2 separate regions of the Homo sapiens genome follow, and region 2 is linked to region 1. The links are chromatin loops, found by intact Hi-C in ENCODE. Cell type or tissue: A673. All regions are shown on one strand. Each heading gives the region's core, and the rest is flanking DNA. Links, peaks and the distances in the headings are about the cores only. Region 1 overlaps NELL2 (neural EGFL like 2). Region 2 overlaps TMEM117 (transmembrane protein 117).

Region 1 (8,346 bases), core at 301-8,300:
GGATTTAGGACTACCATTTTGTCATTTGTTTTCTATTTGTCCTATCTATATTTTATACACCTGTTTATCCATTCCTGCCTTCTTTTTCTTTAATAACATTTTTATTTTATCTAAATTGTTCTATTGGATTTTAAACTATAACTTTTCATATTATTATTGTATTTGTTGTCCTACGGATTATAATATATATCATTAACTTATTATATTATAATTAGGTATAGTATTATACTACTCATATAAAATATAAGAACTTTGCAACATTATGATTTTATCCCCATAGCTTTTGTGCTAAAACAGTAATATATTTTACAACTCTGTTCACTATAAATCCTACAGTTCCATGTTATTATTTTTGCTTTAATAAGTTTTATGTCTTTTGAAGAAATTAAGAAAAGAAAAATGGTATATTTTATATTTATTCACATATAGTAATAGCTCCTTTTTCCACAAGGGATATACGTTCCAAGACTCCAAGTGGATGCCTGAAACCACAATATACTGAACCTTATTAAACACTATATATACTATGTTTTTTCTATACATACCTACAATAAAATTTAATTTATAAGTTGGCACAGTAAGAGATTGACAACAATAACTAATAATAAAATATAATTATAATAATATACTGTAATAAAAATTATGTGAATGTGATCTCTGTCTCTCTCTCTATCTCTCTCTGTCAAAATGTTTTATCATACATTTTACTCACTTGTTTGGGCCATGGTTGACCACAGGTAACTGAAACTGTGGAAAGATAAACTGCAGATAAGGAAAGACTACCGTATTTACCATTTCTGGTACTCTTCATTTCTTCTTACATATTGGAGTCTCCATCTGGTTACATTCCCTTCAGCTTGAATAACACTCCTTAGCATTTTCCTTATTGCAGGTGTGCTAGTAACAAGTTCTTTCAACTCTTATTTATCTGAAAGTGTCTTTATATTTGAAGAATATTTTCACTGGACATAGAATTCAGGATTGACAGATTTGTTTCCAGAACTTTAAAGGTGATATTCTATTATTTTCTAGTTTCCATTGTTTCTGATACAGTGATCATTTGTTTTTTTATTCCCTTGTATGCAGTATTTCTTTTTTCCCCTACTTTTTCCTTTCATGATTCTCTATCTTTGTTTTTAGTAGTTTGACTATGATGCACTTAGGTCTAATTTTTTTTTTTTTTGGTCTTTATTTTCTTTGGTGTTTGCTGGGCTTTTTGGATATCTAAGTTGATGTCATTTCACCAAACTTGAGAAAAGTTGAGCCATCGTTTTTTCACATATTTTGTCTGCCACATTTTTTTCTCTCATAGTTTTCTGAGACTCCAATTAAACATTCGCTTAGATGGTTTAATTATCCTAAAGGTCACTAAAGTTCTATTTTTATTTCAATATTTTTGTCTTTGTTTTATGGATTGGATAATTTCTATTGCTTTGTCTTCAAATTTACTGGCTTTTTCTTCTGCCATCTCTAATCTGCTATTAGGTTCATCCAGTGAATCTTTTCATTTCAGATATTGCATTTTTCAGTTCCAGAATTTCCACTTAATTTTTAGTAGTTTAATTTCTCTGCCAAGTTTTACCATTTATTCATTCATTATGACTGTATCTTTTAACATTTTTGAGCATATTTATGATAGATACTTTCCAGTCTTTGCTAATTACAACATCTGGATCATCTTCGAGTCATTTTCCATTCACTGCTTTTTCTCTTCATTAGGAGCCACATTTTCCTGTTTTTCTTCACGTCTATTAATTTTTATAATATATTGGATATGATGGATGATATGTTTTATAGATCATAGGTTCCATTGGCTTCTTGTGAAGACTGTTTTTGTTCTAGCAGGTTGTAAATTATTAGCCAATAACCTAGCACTTATTAGAGGTTGGCTTTACACCAGTTAGGGGGGGTCTGTTTCAAATTTACCTTTAGTTTTAGCATGAATCTCTTAATCTGTAGGTATTGTTTTACACCTAATCATGGCCCTTTTAGGCCTTCAATGGAAAGCTTGGATTATTTGGTTTTTCCTTTTATGTTTGGTTGACACATAGTGGTTGCACATATTTATGGGGGTACAGAGTGTTGATACATATGTACAGTATGCAATGATCAGGGTAATTAGGGTATTTTTTACCTCAAGCATTTATTACTTTGTGGTGGGAACATTCAAAATCCTTTCTTCTAGATTTCTGAACATATACAATAAATTATTATTAATTATATTTATCCTACAGTGTTATAGAACACTAGAACTTATTCCTCCTATCTAGCTGTGTAATTTTGTATACTTTAACCAACATCTTCCTATCCTCCTCTCCCCTATACTCCTCCTAGCTTCTGATCACCATAATTCTTCTTCTATAAGATGAATTTTTTAGCTCCAACATATAAGAGAGAACATGTAGTATGTATCTTTCTGCACCTGGCTTATTTCACATAATGTCCTCCAAGTCTCATCCATGTTGTTGAAAATGACAAGATTTCATTCTTCTTATGTCTGGATGGTATTCCATTGTGGATATATGCCACATTTTCTTTGTTCATTCATCTGTTGATAGACATTTAGGTTGATTACATATCTTGGTGATTGTGAAAAATACTGCATGGGGGTTCAGATATATCTTCAATATACTGATTTTTTTTTTCCTTTCAGTAAAAACCCAGTAGTGAGATTGCTGGATCATATGTTAGATCTATTTTAGTTTTTTGAGAAACTTTCATACTGTTTTTTATAATGGCTCTACTAATTTACAGTCCCACCAACAGTGCACAAGGGTTCCTGTTTCTCTGCATCCTCACCAGCATTTGTAATTTGTTCCTTTTTAATAAAAGCTGTTCTAACTGGAGTGAGATGATAGCTCATTGTGGTTTTGACCTGCGTTTCCCTGATGATTAGTGATGTTGAGCATTTTTAATATATGTGTTGGTCATTTGTATGACTTCTTTTCAGCAATATCTGTTCAAATCCTTTGCCCATTTTTAATTGGATTACTTGCAGTGTTTTGCTGTTATTTGAGTTCCCTGTACATTCTGGGTATGAATCTCTTGTCAGATGAATAGTTTGCAAATATTTTCTTCCATTCTGCAAGTTGTCTCTTCATTCTGTTGATTTTTTTCTTTGCTGTGCAGAAGCTTTTTAGTTTGATATAGTCTCATTTATCTATTTTTGTTTTTGTTGCCTGTGCTTTTGTGGTCTCACTCATAAAATATTTGCCTAGACCTGTGTCCTGAAGCATTTGTCTTATGTTTTCTTCTAGTAGTTTTATAGTTGCAGGTATTAATACTACATGTAAATCTTTAATCCATTTTTAGTTGATTTTTTATAGGTGGTGAGAGATAGAAGTCTAAGGAAAACTTAAACTGTTTATCAATCCTTTATATCTTAGAAGGACACAGATCTGACGCACTGCTTCAGTGAGCAGCATCTGAAAGCTCTTCTCATATCTTTCAACCTTCAAACTGTGGCTCTCTTGATTTGCTCTTTAGAATCTCTTCTGCAACTCAAAGATCAGCCAAGGATTTAAAAGGAGTTTGTTTACTGATTCACTTCTTCTTTTATAGATATTTCCCCCTCAATTTCCAGCCACTCTGACAACTCCCAAGCTGTCCTCTGACACCTCAGTGAGATTGTGGCTTTCTGCTTTCCTTATAGTTATCTCAAGCTGCACAGACTGGGGAGTGCCCTAAGGGGGAATACCAAGTGAAAACAACACTCACACAGTACATTTTCCTTCTTTCAAAGATTGAAACTGCTGTAGTGTCTGCCTGACACTCTCTATTGCTTTCAATTGTTATTTTTGTATTTTGTTCAGACTTTATAGTTGTTATCTATAGGAGGGTTAGTCTTATATAAGAAACTATGCTATCAGTAAAACTGGAACCCAAGTAGGATGCTTTATTAGTTGTCCATGCTTCCCTAATTAAGGAGCTGCCATTGATATGGTTTGTAGAATCCTGTTATAGCAGAACATATCCAATATGGAATAAGCAACACACTCCTGGAAGATTTTAGAAAACAAAGAAACCCTTCCTAAGACATACTTATGGGTGCAATATTAATGGTTTCTTCCCCATAGGGTTCTAATGCTAATTGCACATACTCAGTGATGGAAAGCTCCAGAAATTCCCTAATTATATTTCTGCTCCAAAGCCATATAATTTGAGGAGCTGATATTCCCAGGAACTGGTACACCCATCACTTTGTTGGGCCAATGAATTAAGAAAGATTGTGTGACCTGGTTATGGTCAGAAAACCTGTGCCTCTGAGCCGGCACCTCAGAGTGGCCTTTGTCAGACAGGAGAGGCAAAGATGGTTCCAGCCTGGGGCATCTTGGAGATTCTAGGGCACAGCTGAGTTCTACAAGTCTCAATCGAACAGTTCTGTCTCTAGGAATATGTTAGGGGCTGGAGATATGATGACAAAACTTTAAAATGCCACTAGGGGTCTAAGAAATGGTTGAGTCTGTCACTGCCAGAATATGAACTCAGCTTAATAATAAGTTAGAAAAGATGCAAATAAGTTAAACTGATAATATTCTTCTTGGATATATACTGGCTTTTTCCTCATCAGTGTGCTTTAGCAAAGGCTAGACTATCAAAATCTTTTCAGGTTTCCTTTTATAGAAACAAAGACACTTTCAGTTTTTATCATATTAAAGTATAATGCATTTCAATCATCAAAAGCCAATTTTCTGAGAGAAACTATATAATGGAGGATGTATTTTAGAGTCAGGCTAGCCTGAGTTTTAATCCTAGCTCTACCATTTACTAGCTGTGTGATTTTGGACATGATATTTAAGCTTTCTGATCTTCAGTTTCTGAATCTAAAACGTGTGACTATTAATAGGAATCCAACTGGGAATGCTGTGCGGTTGAAATTAGATAATGTATTTTAAATGCCTGGCAAAGTGTCTGACACAGAGTACACACTTAAGGAATGGAGGGATATTATCATCATCACGGTTTTAAAAACGATATTAACATTATCTATGAGTTAGCTGGTTGAGAAAAGTAAGAGTGCAGGGAATCAAAAGAATAGGATAGAAGGTTTTTCTTCTTTGTACAACACTATATTGTTTTGATACCTTATATCAAAAACTAATTATGCATATCTGGCCCTTCCCTGCCTATTTATCCTATTTCATCACCACAGTTTTCTTCCCTAACTGAAAATTCTTACCCAAAGCTTTTTTTCAGTTTCTTAACTACACAAAACTCTCCTCTGTGCGTTTGGCCACCTTTTCATGCAGTCTCCAGGTCTCGGTTTAAATATCACCTCACAGAACAGTCTACCCTGGACATTGACTAAGTAGCTAGTCTTTTATTAATCTCACACAACCACCTAGTGTATTTCCTTTTGTCTTAGTCAGTTCAGGCTGCTGTAACAGAATACCATAGACTGGGTGGCTTAAACAACGACAATTCATTCCCCACAATTTTGGAGGCTGAGAAATTCATTTCTCACATTCCAAGATCCAGACCCTGGCAGATCTGGTATCTCCAAGGACACACTTCCTGTTTGCAGATGGCCATTTCTCATTGTATCACATGGTAGATAGAGAGAGAGGACGCATGTGTTCTCATCTTTTTGTAAGGGCACTGATCCCATTCATGAGTGCTCTACCCTCATTCACTAATTACCTCTCAAAGGCTTTACCTCCTAATACCATCACACTGGGGATTAGGATTTCAACATGTGGGTTTTAAGAGGATGCAAACATTTAGTTCATAGCACCTTTCTAGCACTTTTCACAATTTTTGATTATATGTTTGCATGGTACTTACTAGTTTTCTCCCTAGATAAACTGCAAACCCTGCTCTGTGAGGTTAGTGACCATGTCTGCTTTATTTATTAATATACTTAGTGCTTACATAGACTTAGTACATATTTTGCAAATAAATGAAAGAACAAATGTGATACAGAGGATGCCAATGAGTAAATAAAGCCAGTTTATGACTTCCCACAAATACAATGGGCATAATAATTGAGTCTGCAATAGTAGAGTCATGAAAAGTGATTGGGCCATTGAATTTTTAGGAATGCAGAAATAAATTATACAGTTTTGTTTGTAAGTACCAATCAATAAATGTGATCATTTACTAATGGCTTAAAAATTCATACTGTTTTTCTTTCTACTTTTTTTAAATCTAGAATGGCCACATCTGTTGCTCAGTGGATCCACAGTGCCTTCAGGAACTGTGAAGTTAACTGTCTCATGGGAGATTTCTGTTAAAAGAATGTTCTTTCATTAAAAGACCAAAAAGAAGTTAAAACTTAAATTGGGTGATTTGTGGGCAGCTAAATGCAGCTTTGTTAATAGCTGAGTGAACTTTCAATTATGAAATTTGTGGAGCTTGACAAAATCACAAAAGGAAAATTACTGGGGCAAAATTAGACCTCAAGTCTGCCTCTACTGTGTCTCACATCACCATGTAGAAGAATGGGCGTACAGTATATACCGTGACATCCTGAACCCTGGATAGAAAGCCTGAGCCCATTGGATCTGTGAAAGCCTCTAGCTTCACTGGTGCAGAAAATTTTCCTCTAGATCAGAATCTTCAAGAATCAGTTAGGTTCCTCACTGCAAGAAATAAAATGTCAGGCAGTGAATGAATTATATTTTCAGAAGTAAAGCAAAGAAGCTATAACATGTTATGTACAGTACACTCTGAAAAGAAATCTGAAACAAGTTATTGTAATGATAAAAATAATGCACAGGCATGGTTACTTAATATTTTCTAACAGGAAAAGTCATCCCTATTTCCTTGTTTTACTGCACTTAATATTATTTGGTTGAATTTGTTCAGTATAAGCTCGTTCTTGTGCAAAATTAAATAAATATTTCTCTTACCTTATAACACATGTGAGTCTGAGTATCTTGTTTAATATGTTCCTCTTTTCCACAGATGATTCTATAAAAATTGCATTCTAGTTCTGCTGATGATAAACTCCTGCTATGTTATTTCTAAATTGAAAGTTGCTATTTCCAAATTTCCAAATTGAAAATGATATGCCTAAGTAAGGGATGTGATGGATAACTTAGTTCTTCCTCTCTAGATCCTCAATTTCACCCTTTCTACCCTGCTGTGCATCCTGGGGTGGCTGACCTATACAGACCCTAATAGTGGGTTCCTTTTCCTCTTGATTCTTGTCTGGTTTCAATTATACTGCAGCAGGAAACACAGCTGGCATATTAGGAAGAGGTCAAGTTTGGATATTTATTCCGCTGGCTCCCTTCCTGCCTGGCCACCGCCATGATTTGGTGTGTCACCTTACTGAAGGTTATATCTCTTGAAAGGTACTCCTCTCTGTCTCACTGCCTCACCAGGTTCTGATAACTTCTACTGTTTGCATCTTCTGGCTTAGGGATATTAACAGCTCTGGCTATTCTGTCCTTGGGAGGTAACTGTTCAATCTTGTTTTCTCTATTTCTAGGCATATCTTTATAAATGGTCCCTTTGTTATACTCTTTAATTAGCCAGCTTGAGTGTGCCATCTGTTTCCTGCCAGGATTCTAACTGATACACATAAGGAGAGCAGTATGTGAGGTTGAGAATGTCTTCAAGAATTGGTCCTTCACGTTTTGATATAAAATTTTTAAAAATATCAATGTTAAAAGATATTATGATATTAATTACATGTTAAATATTTTGATGCACCAGAATGTCAGAGGGGATAAAAGTAAACATCCTGAAACTCAATAAAGGAAGCCAATCCAATATTGCCCTGTTATGTTTTACACTAGGGTGAAAAGGAAATATAAGTATTGTCAAATTAATTTTCGATGCATAGAGGCATTTTTTAAAAAAAAATTAAAATGAACACAAGGTGACCACCGCAAGCTACAGAAATGATAAAGTGGCTTTTAACTGTTCACTCACTATTGCTATGGAAACAACCTAGCACGAGCTGAGTTGAAAGATAATTCAAAAATGTCTTCATAGTTTGGCATGGTAATATTTATTGAATGTGTAAAATCAAGTAGCTATATTCCCTGAATTTATCATAAATGATTTTTCTGTAGCCTTTTTATGTTTAATTTAATTTAATTCAACAGAGCATAAGGTTTATTTTTTGTCAGCTGTATTACAATGGTAAATAGCAATTTAGCTTCCAAGAAGATATCTGTTAATTTGAAGTTTTTTCAAGTTATTTTTTCCTTATATAGCTTTGTGATTTCATATTGAATCCTCCTGAAAAAGTATACTTTACTCATTTTTATAAGAGAGTAAGAAATGTGTGTAGGAAAGTGTGTGTGTGTGTGTGTGTGTGTGTGTATACACCCATATAGATACATATTTGTCATTTAGATATGTCCTTCTGGAAGGAGAAGCAAGGCTGGAATT
Region 2 (8,346 bases), core at 279-8,278, 190 kb after region 1:
CATTCAGAATTTTCCTAGCTTGCTTCATAATACACGGAAGAACAATCATACCCCCTGATTTTGCTACTCTTTGCAGCTGTCTCTAGGAGATATGCCAATGGCACGCATAGAGGATACCCATTTCAACTAAAAGAGTTACCAGAAGAAAAGCTGGGCTCAGAGATGTATAAAGGAGTCAGCACAAACAATCTACTCTGGGTCTATGATGATTGTGCTTTGTAAAATACTATGAAAAGTGAATTACATCATAAACACTCCTACAGCTTACAGTAAATTTAATGCAGGAATTGTCTAATGTCAACAGGCTTTAAATAATCCCTGTAAAACAAATCTTTCAGTTTCTGATCAATTCAAATACAATTATCACATAGAAAATTTATCTTAAAAATAGCTCACACAAGTACATTGATCCGAAATTCTAAAGAAATGAAAAAATAAAATTGCTCCCAGTTGAGAATACTCTAAAATCTTTTCTTTAAAATGTGAATATTGAGTCCCAATGACCTGAAAGGAACTAGTTTAGGTGCTGGTCTAAATTCAGCCAACATCTGTTGAATATTCTCTGTGTCTGACGTGAACTATTCTAGGCAATTCTTACAACTTTTTAGTAAAACAATTAAATACATCCAAACAAATTTAAATGGAAGAGTAAAATAACTCTAATCGAAATATTTAAAAATTGCCATGAACAAATAATAAAAGAAGCACTAAAGTTTATTTGAGAGAGGCAGATGAGACTTCACAGAGAGGACAGCATATAAGCTGAGGGTTGGATGGCTGAGGGCAGTGAAGCACGCACACTGGGGAGATGCCCTTGTATTGCACATGCAAAGGTCTGTACTATTTTAAAAAGGCAGAATTCGGTAATCAACAAGTATTTCAAAATTTAATAGAGTGTAAAATGCAAGAGGTGGGGGTAGGAGAGGGAAGGTGGTGATAATGACCAGGAAGAGAAGGTCAGAAGCTAGGCATGAGCTAGATGATAAAAGGCCTTGTATAGATGACATGCAAATGAATTATTATTTAAAGAATTTTGAAGATAAGATTTTGGTGTTAAAAAGATTACTTTGGAATAATGGAGTAAGACCAAAAGAAGAGAAAGGGCTTTGTACTAATATAGGCAAAAGTTGATGGTAACATGAACTGTAAGGTATAGGTGATAAGAGTCTAAAGGAGGGGCAGATTCAAAAGATATTTGGCAAGAAGAATATATAGGCATGATGGCTGACTGGAAGATAAGTAGGAAAGAGAAATCTTGGATTTTTAAAAGGTTTTTTGGTGTGAGTGACTGGATAGATAACTGTTTGAAGGGTTGATGATAGCTTGGTTTTAGACATGATGAACCAGAGATGCCCACGTAAACATCCAGGTGGATAGAGCTGGTTGCCAGTTAGATATCCAGGTCTGAAATTCAGCAGAAGTCTTAGGGCTTGAGGAAGATTTGAGAAAGACTAGCCTATTGGGAGGCTGTTAGGCCATGGCAGTGAACAGAACTGCCTTAAAAAATAACTTGGATGAGAAGATAAGGAAACACAGGGCAGAATCACAGAGTATGTATAATGGACAGCTAGAGGAAGGAAATTTGACAAACTGGACTGGAAAGAAAGAGACATATAGTTAGGTTTTGAGCCAAGAAAAAAAATAGGTAATTTTATGAAAACCAAAGAATGAATTTTAAATATTGAATTAACTGGTAGTCAGAAGACAAAGTGAATGCAGCCACCAGATCTTATTTCTACACTCATTTAATAAATGTAAGAACTTAGCACTTTTGTATTTACGTCATCAGAAAATGCATTATTTTTCTTCCAAGACAGCGGATTAGAAGCTTGCAGTGTGTCTTAGCCACTTGGAAACAGCAAAATCATACATTTTAATTCAAATGCATGAATTTTAATTCAAAAGGGAAAACGGGAACCCATTAAGACAGTGAAGGACGTCCCAGACCCCAGGGAGGAGAAGGTGGGCAAGCAGCCCCTGGGAAGGCATTTGGTAAATAAAAGTGAGTGAAGACCCAGAACAGGGGGTGGGCAGAGAGCCTCCCTCTGTGAGTCACTTTTCCAATGGGGATCCATGCAACCCAGGACAAGAAAGAGCATTTTGTTTCTCCCAAGCCTTGGGACTAGCTTGGGGTGAGGCTTGGGGACATTGAGAGGAAAAGATACCAGGAATTCCTGCAGGCATTTTCCCAGACTCAGGATGGAGAGCAGGATGCCATTTTTAATCCAGGTGCATACAAAGTCAGTAATTCTTTGACAACCCAGCAGCATGGCCATGCAGGCATTATAGTCTTGGATCAGAGATTGCAGAGCTTGCTCTGGTGCTGAGTAGAGGCCTCCATAGCCAGAATTGAATGGTGCGTGTGGACAGTGCCCCAGTTGTAGGTGCTGGAATTGTGCTCCCCGTGTGTAGTTCTAGGGTGAGAGGGAAGCTGCTACAGCGACAGTTTCTCTTGAGCAATGAGACTTGTAGCCAGGCCTAGCTTGGCCACCTGGAAATGGCCTGTGTGTGACCTTGCTGGGAGCTCCATCCTGCTCACCTGAGATCATGGTGCAGGGGACACTCTCTGCTCCATGCCTAGGCAGATTTCCAGGCATTTGGAGCACCCACTTACATGAATTTGCATCCTGAGTCATCCCACCCTCTCTGTGCCTAGATTGTGGTGCAGCAGAGACCTCTCTGCTCCATGCCTAGGCAGTCAGAGCACCCACTCTCCTGGATCAGTAGGCTGAGCTGCCCCACCCTTCCTGTGCATAGACTGGGATGCAGTGGGGTCCTCTCTGCTCCATACCCTGGCAGATTTCTGGCCATTGAGAACACCTGCTCTTCTGGATTACCAGCCTGAGCCACCCCACCTTTCCTGTGCATAAATTGGCTTGTAGCAGGATTCTCTCCACTTCATGCCCAGGCAAATCTCCATGCAGATGGAGCACCCTGTTGCCTGGATCAGCAACCTTAGCCACCCTACCTTTCCTGTGGATAGATTAGGGTGTAGCAGGGCCCTCTCTGCTACACATCCAGGCAGAACTCCAGGTATTCAGAGCACCTACTCTCCTGGACTAGTAGCCTGAGCCATCTCACCTTAACGTACATAGATTAGAGTGTAGCAGGGCCTCTTCTGTTCCACGCATGCAGGCAGATCTCCAGACAATCAGAGCACTTCCTATCATGGACCAGCAGCCTGAGTCTCCCACCCCTCCTGTGCATAGATTGTGATGTAACAGGACCCTCTCCACTCCATGCTTAGGCATATCTCCAGGCATCTGAAGTACCCCCTTGCCTGGGTCAGTGGCCTGAGTTGCCCCACACTTTCTGTGGAGAGACTGTGGTGCAGTACGGCCCCCTATGCTACATGCCCAGGAAGATCTCCAGGTGCATCCACTCTACTGGATTAGGAGTTCGGGCCGTCACCCCTCCCCATGCAGAGAACTTAGGGCCAAGCAGGTTACCAAGCTCCATGCCTAGACATACCTCTGGGCGCTAGGTGGCCACGCATTAGGTGCTGGTGCTAGTACCTGCCATTGAGTGGCTGTAGGTGAGCCTGCCCAGTCCAGGCCCTACTCTCTTGGTTCCCTCATGTGGTGGTGAGTAGGGAGCTAAGACCACTGTGCACTAAACAGTTCAGCCCATTGCCTGCAGCATCAGAGACCTCCCAGTAAACAAGGTTGAAATATATACCCGTTCACGTTGGCCAGAGCTGACTTTTACCCATAAGTGCCATCTACTGGCCTGTAGGTAGAACCACACAGTCCAACATAAAACCAGCTGACAGAAGTGCATAGGGCTATAGAAGCAAAGCCAAGGCCAGGCTGGTGGATCACCTGAGGTCAGGAGTTCGAGACTAGCCTGGCCAACATGGTGAAATCCTGTCTCTACTAAAAATACAAAAAATTAGTCAGGTGTAGTGGCAGGCACCTGTAATCCCACCTACTTGGGAGGCTGAGGCAGGAGGATTGCTTGAACCCTGGAGGCAGAGGTTTCAGTAAGCTGAGATTGCGCCATTTGCACTCCAGCCTGGGCAACAAGTGTGAAACTTTGTCTCAAAAACAAAAACAAAAACAAAAAAATGAAGCAAAGCCAAAAGACCCTAGCCAACATTCTTTACAGTTACACCCACTAGGGAGAAAAACAAAGAAAAATTAAAAAAAAAAACATATATATATATATAATAGGGAAAGAAAGGGGAAAATCCTATTCACATGAAAATATTAATAATTACAAAAATTAGAAGTGCCAGTGTCTCCAGATGAGAAAGAACCAGTGCAACTTTTCTCATACCATGAAAAATCTGAATATTGTGACTCCACCAAAGGATCACACTAGATCTCCAGCAATGGTCCCTGACTAAAACAGACACTCAGAAATGACGGATTAAGAATGCAAAGCTTGGATTGCAAGGAGGCTCAACAAGATTCAAGACAAGGATGAAAGCCAAAAAAAAAAAAAAAAAGAAAAAGAAAAAGAAATTTCTGAAGAAATCCAGGAAATGAAGAAGGAGATAAACATCTTTAAAGAAAATCAGTCAGAGCTTCCAGGATTGAAAAATTCAATTAAAGAATTTCAAAATACAATTGAAGGTTTTATCAATATACTACACCAAACAGAAAAAGAATTACAGAGCTAGAAGACTAGTCTTTTGAATTAATCAAGTCAGACTAAAATAAAGAAAAAAAATTTTAATGAACAAAGTCTGAAAAATATGGGATTATGTAAAGCAAACAAATTTATAAATTACTGGCATTCCTGAGAGAGGAGGAGAAAAAGTAAACAATCTGGAAAACATATTTGAAGCAATAGTACAAAGAGTGTCCCTAGTATTTTTAAAGAGGTAGACACCCAGGAACAAGAAATCCAGAGAACACCTGTGAGATACCATACAAAAAGAACATCATCAAGGCATATAGTCATTAAACTGCCCAAGGACAATGCTAAAGAAAAAATCTTAAAGGCAGCTAGAGAAAAAGTTCAGACCATGCACAAATGGAATCCCATCAATTTAAAAGCATATGTCTCAGCTGAAATATTACAAGCCAGAAGAGATTGGGGGCCTATTTTCAGCATCCTTAAGGGAAAGAAATTTCAACCAAGAATTCCATATCCCATCAAACTAAGCTTTATAAGCAAAGTAAAAATACAATGTTTTCCAGACACCCCCAACAATAAAAAAACGCTAAGAGAATGTATCTCCATTAGACCAGGCTTAAAAGAGGTCCTTAAGGGAATTTTAAAAATGGAAACAAAATAACAATACCTGCTACCACAAAAATACATGTAAGTCTATAGTTCACAGACCCTATAGAGCAATTATATAACAGGAACTACAAAGCAACCAGTTAATAATTTCACCATAGGATTAAAACCACACATGACAATATTAACCTTGAGTGAAAATAGTCTAAATGCTTCACTAAGAAGACACAGAGAGTGGTAAACTGGATTAAAAAGTCTGTCTCCTGTCTTCCAGAGACCCCTCTCACAGGAAATGACACTTACAGGCTCAAAGTAAAGAACTGGAGAAAGAAAGATCTATCATGAAAATGGAAAACAAAAAAGAACAGGGGTTGCTATTTTTATATCATTGCTATTTTTATATCAGATAAAACAGACTTTAAGCCAGCAATAATAAAATAGGAAAAAGAAGGACATTATATAATGATGAAAGGTTCAATTCAACAAGAAGATTTAATAATCCTAAGTATATGTGCACCCAACATCGGAGCACCCACATTAATAATACAAATACTCCTATATCTATGAAAAGCCTTAGCCCACCACACAATAGTGCTCAGCCATAAAGCAAGTCTCAACAGATTAGAAAAAATAGAAATCATACCCACCATATGCTCTGACCACAGTGGAATACAAATAAAATCAAAACCAAGAAGGTATCTGAAAACCACACAATTACTTGGAAATTAAACTACTTTTCTCTGAACAATTTTTGGGTAAACAATGAATTTAAGGCAGAAAGTAAAAAATTCTTTGAAAGAAACGAACAGTCAACACAACATAGCAAAATCTCTTGGATGAAGCAAAAACAGTGTTGACAGGAAAATTTATAGCTCTAAACATCTACTTCAAGAAGTTAGGAAGATCTCAAATTTACAGTTTGGTATCACATCTAGAGGAACTAGAAAACTAAGAATAAACTAACTCCAAAGCTAGCAGAAGAAAAGAAATTATTAAAATAAGAGCAGAATTGAATGAAATTCAGACCCCAAAATCCATACAAAGCATCAATGAACCCAAAAGTTGGCTCTCTGAAAGACGAAACAAGACAGATAGACTGCTAGCTAGATTAACAAATAAAAGAGAAGATCCAAAAAAGTGCAATTTGAAACAACAAAGGTGATATTACAACCAATTCCACAGAAACACAAAAGATTCTCAGAGAATATTATGAACACCTCTATGCACACAAACTAGAAACTCTAGAAGAAATGGATAAATTCCTGGAAACACACAAGCCCCAACAGTGAATCAGGAAGAAATTGAAACATTGAACATACCAATACCCAGTTACAAAATTGAATTAGTCAAAAAAACCTACATACAAAAAAGCTCTGGATCAGATGGATTCACAGCTGAATTTTACTACATGTACAGAGAAGAGCTCGTACTAATTCTATTGAAACTATTTCAAAAAATGGAGGAGGATGGGCTCCTGCCTAACTCATACTATGAAGCTAGTATCACCCTGATACCATAAACTGATAAAGGCACAATGTAAAAAGAAAACTAGCCTGTAGTCCCAGCTACTCAGGAGGCTGAGGCAGGAGAATCCCTTGAACCCAGGAGGCGGAGGTTGCAGTGAGCTGAAATTGCGCCACTGCACTCCAACCTTGGCGACAGAGTGAGACTTTGTCTTAAAAAAAAAAAAAAAAAGAAGAAGAAACTACAGGCCAATATCCCTGATAAACATAGACACAAAAATCCTCAAAAAAAGAAAAAAAACTGCCAAATGAAATCCAGCAGCATATCAAAAAGTTAAGTCACCACAATCAAGTAGGCTTTATTCCTGAGATGCCAGTTGGTTCAACACACAAAACTAAATAAATGTGATTCACCACAAAACCAGAATTAAAAACCAAAACTGTATGATCATCTTAATAGAAGTATAAAAGGCTTTTGATAAAATCCAACCTCCCTTCATTATAAAACCTCAACAAATAAGCCCTTGAAGGAACATACATCAAAAAAATAAGAGTCATCTATAAAAAATCTACAGTCAACATCATTCTGACTGGGCAAAAGCTGGAAGTATTCCCCATGAGAACTGGAACAAGACAAGGATCCTGTTACCAACCCTATTCAACATAGTGTTGGAAGTCCTAGCCAGAGCAATCAGGCAAGAGAAAGAATAAAACGCATCAATAGGAAAAGAGCAAGTCAAACTATCTCAGTTTTGCAGACAATATGATTCTATGCCTAGAAAACCCTAAAGCCTCTGCCAAAGGCTCCTAGACCAGATAAACAACTTTAGTAAAGTTTCAGGACACAAAATCAGCATATAAAAATCAGTACCATTTCTATACACCAAAGAGGTTCAAGCTGAGAGCCAAATCAAGGACATAATCTCACTTACAATACCCACCCACACAAAAAAGTACCTAGGAATACAACCAACTAAGGATATAAAATATCTCTACAAGGAGAACTACAAAACACTGCTGAAAAAAATCAGAGATGACACAAATGGAAAAACATTCCATGCTCATAGACTGAAAGAATTAATGTCATTAAAACGTCCATACTGCTCAAAGTAATCTGCAGATTCAACACTATTCCTTCAAACTATCAATGTCTTTTTTCACAGAATTATAAAAAATTATTCTAAAACTCATATTGAACCAAAAGAGAGCCTGAATAGCCAAAGCAATGCTAAGCAAAAAGAACAAAGCCAGAGGCATCACACTACCTGACTTCAAACTACACTACATGGCTACAGTAATCAAAACAGCATGATATTGGTACAAAAACAGACAGACAGAATAATAGATCTGAAAAGTGAACCCAGAAACAAGCTGCACACCTACAGCCATCTGACCTTTGACAAAGTCAACAAAAATAAGCAATAAGGAAAGAACTCCATATGTAATAAATGGTGCTGAGATAACTGGATAGTCATATGCAGAAGAATGAAACTGTCCCCCTACTTTTCACCATATAGAAAAACTAACTCAAGATGGGATTAAAGATTTAAATGTAAAATCTCAAGCTATAAAAATCATAAAAGAAAACCTAGAAAATAACATTGTAGATAACAGGATTGGCAAAGAACTTATGACTAAGTCCTCAAAAGCAACTGCAACAAAGCCAAAAATTGACAAGTGAGACCTAATTAAA

The links. A loop is a pair of places that touch in the nucleus more often than their neighbours do. Peaks named below come from ENCODE experiments on the same cell type or tissue, not always from the same donor. Only the 100,000 strongest peaks of a DNase experiment are listed, where the experiment ranks them.
Region 2: a loop joins it to region 1, with 2.2 times the contacts of the local background. A loop is called at or near these places in 3 of 110 quality-filtered maps.

The regions. Positions count from the first base shown.
Region 1 is chr12:44,506,790-44,515,135 of GRCh38, reverse strand. It overlaps NELL2 (neural EGFL like 2), which reads left to right. Exons shown (of 20, transcript NM_001145108.2): 20 at 6,152-6,858. The coding sequence ends at 6,202. Among named protein-coding and RNA genes, the nearest start is that of NELL2, 370 kb to the left of the region's middle. In A673, for the core only: a CTCF peak has its summit at 4,450; a DNase peak (open chromatin) is centred at 7,455; H3K27ac peaks cover 2,185 bases.
Region 2 is chr12:44,313,107-44,321,452 of GRCh38, reverse strand. The region is part of intron 6 of TMEM117 (transmembrane protein 117); the gene reads right to left. LOC124902922 (a long non-coding RNA gene) reads right to left here. Exons shown (of 2, transcript XR_007063281.1): 1 at 1-8,346. Among named protein-coding and RNA genes, the nearest start is that of TMEM117, 480 kb to the right of the region's middle. In A673, for the core only: a CTCF peak has its summit at 3,727 (motif pointing left); a DNase peak (open chromatin) is centred at 3,702.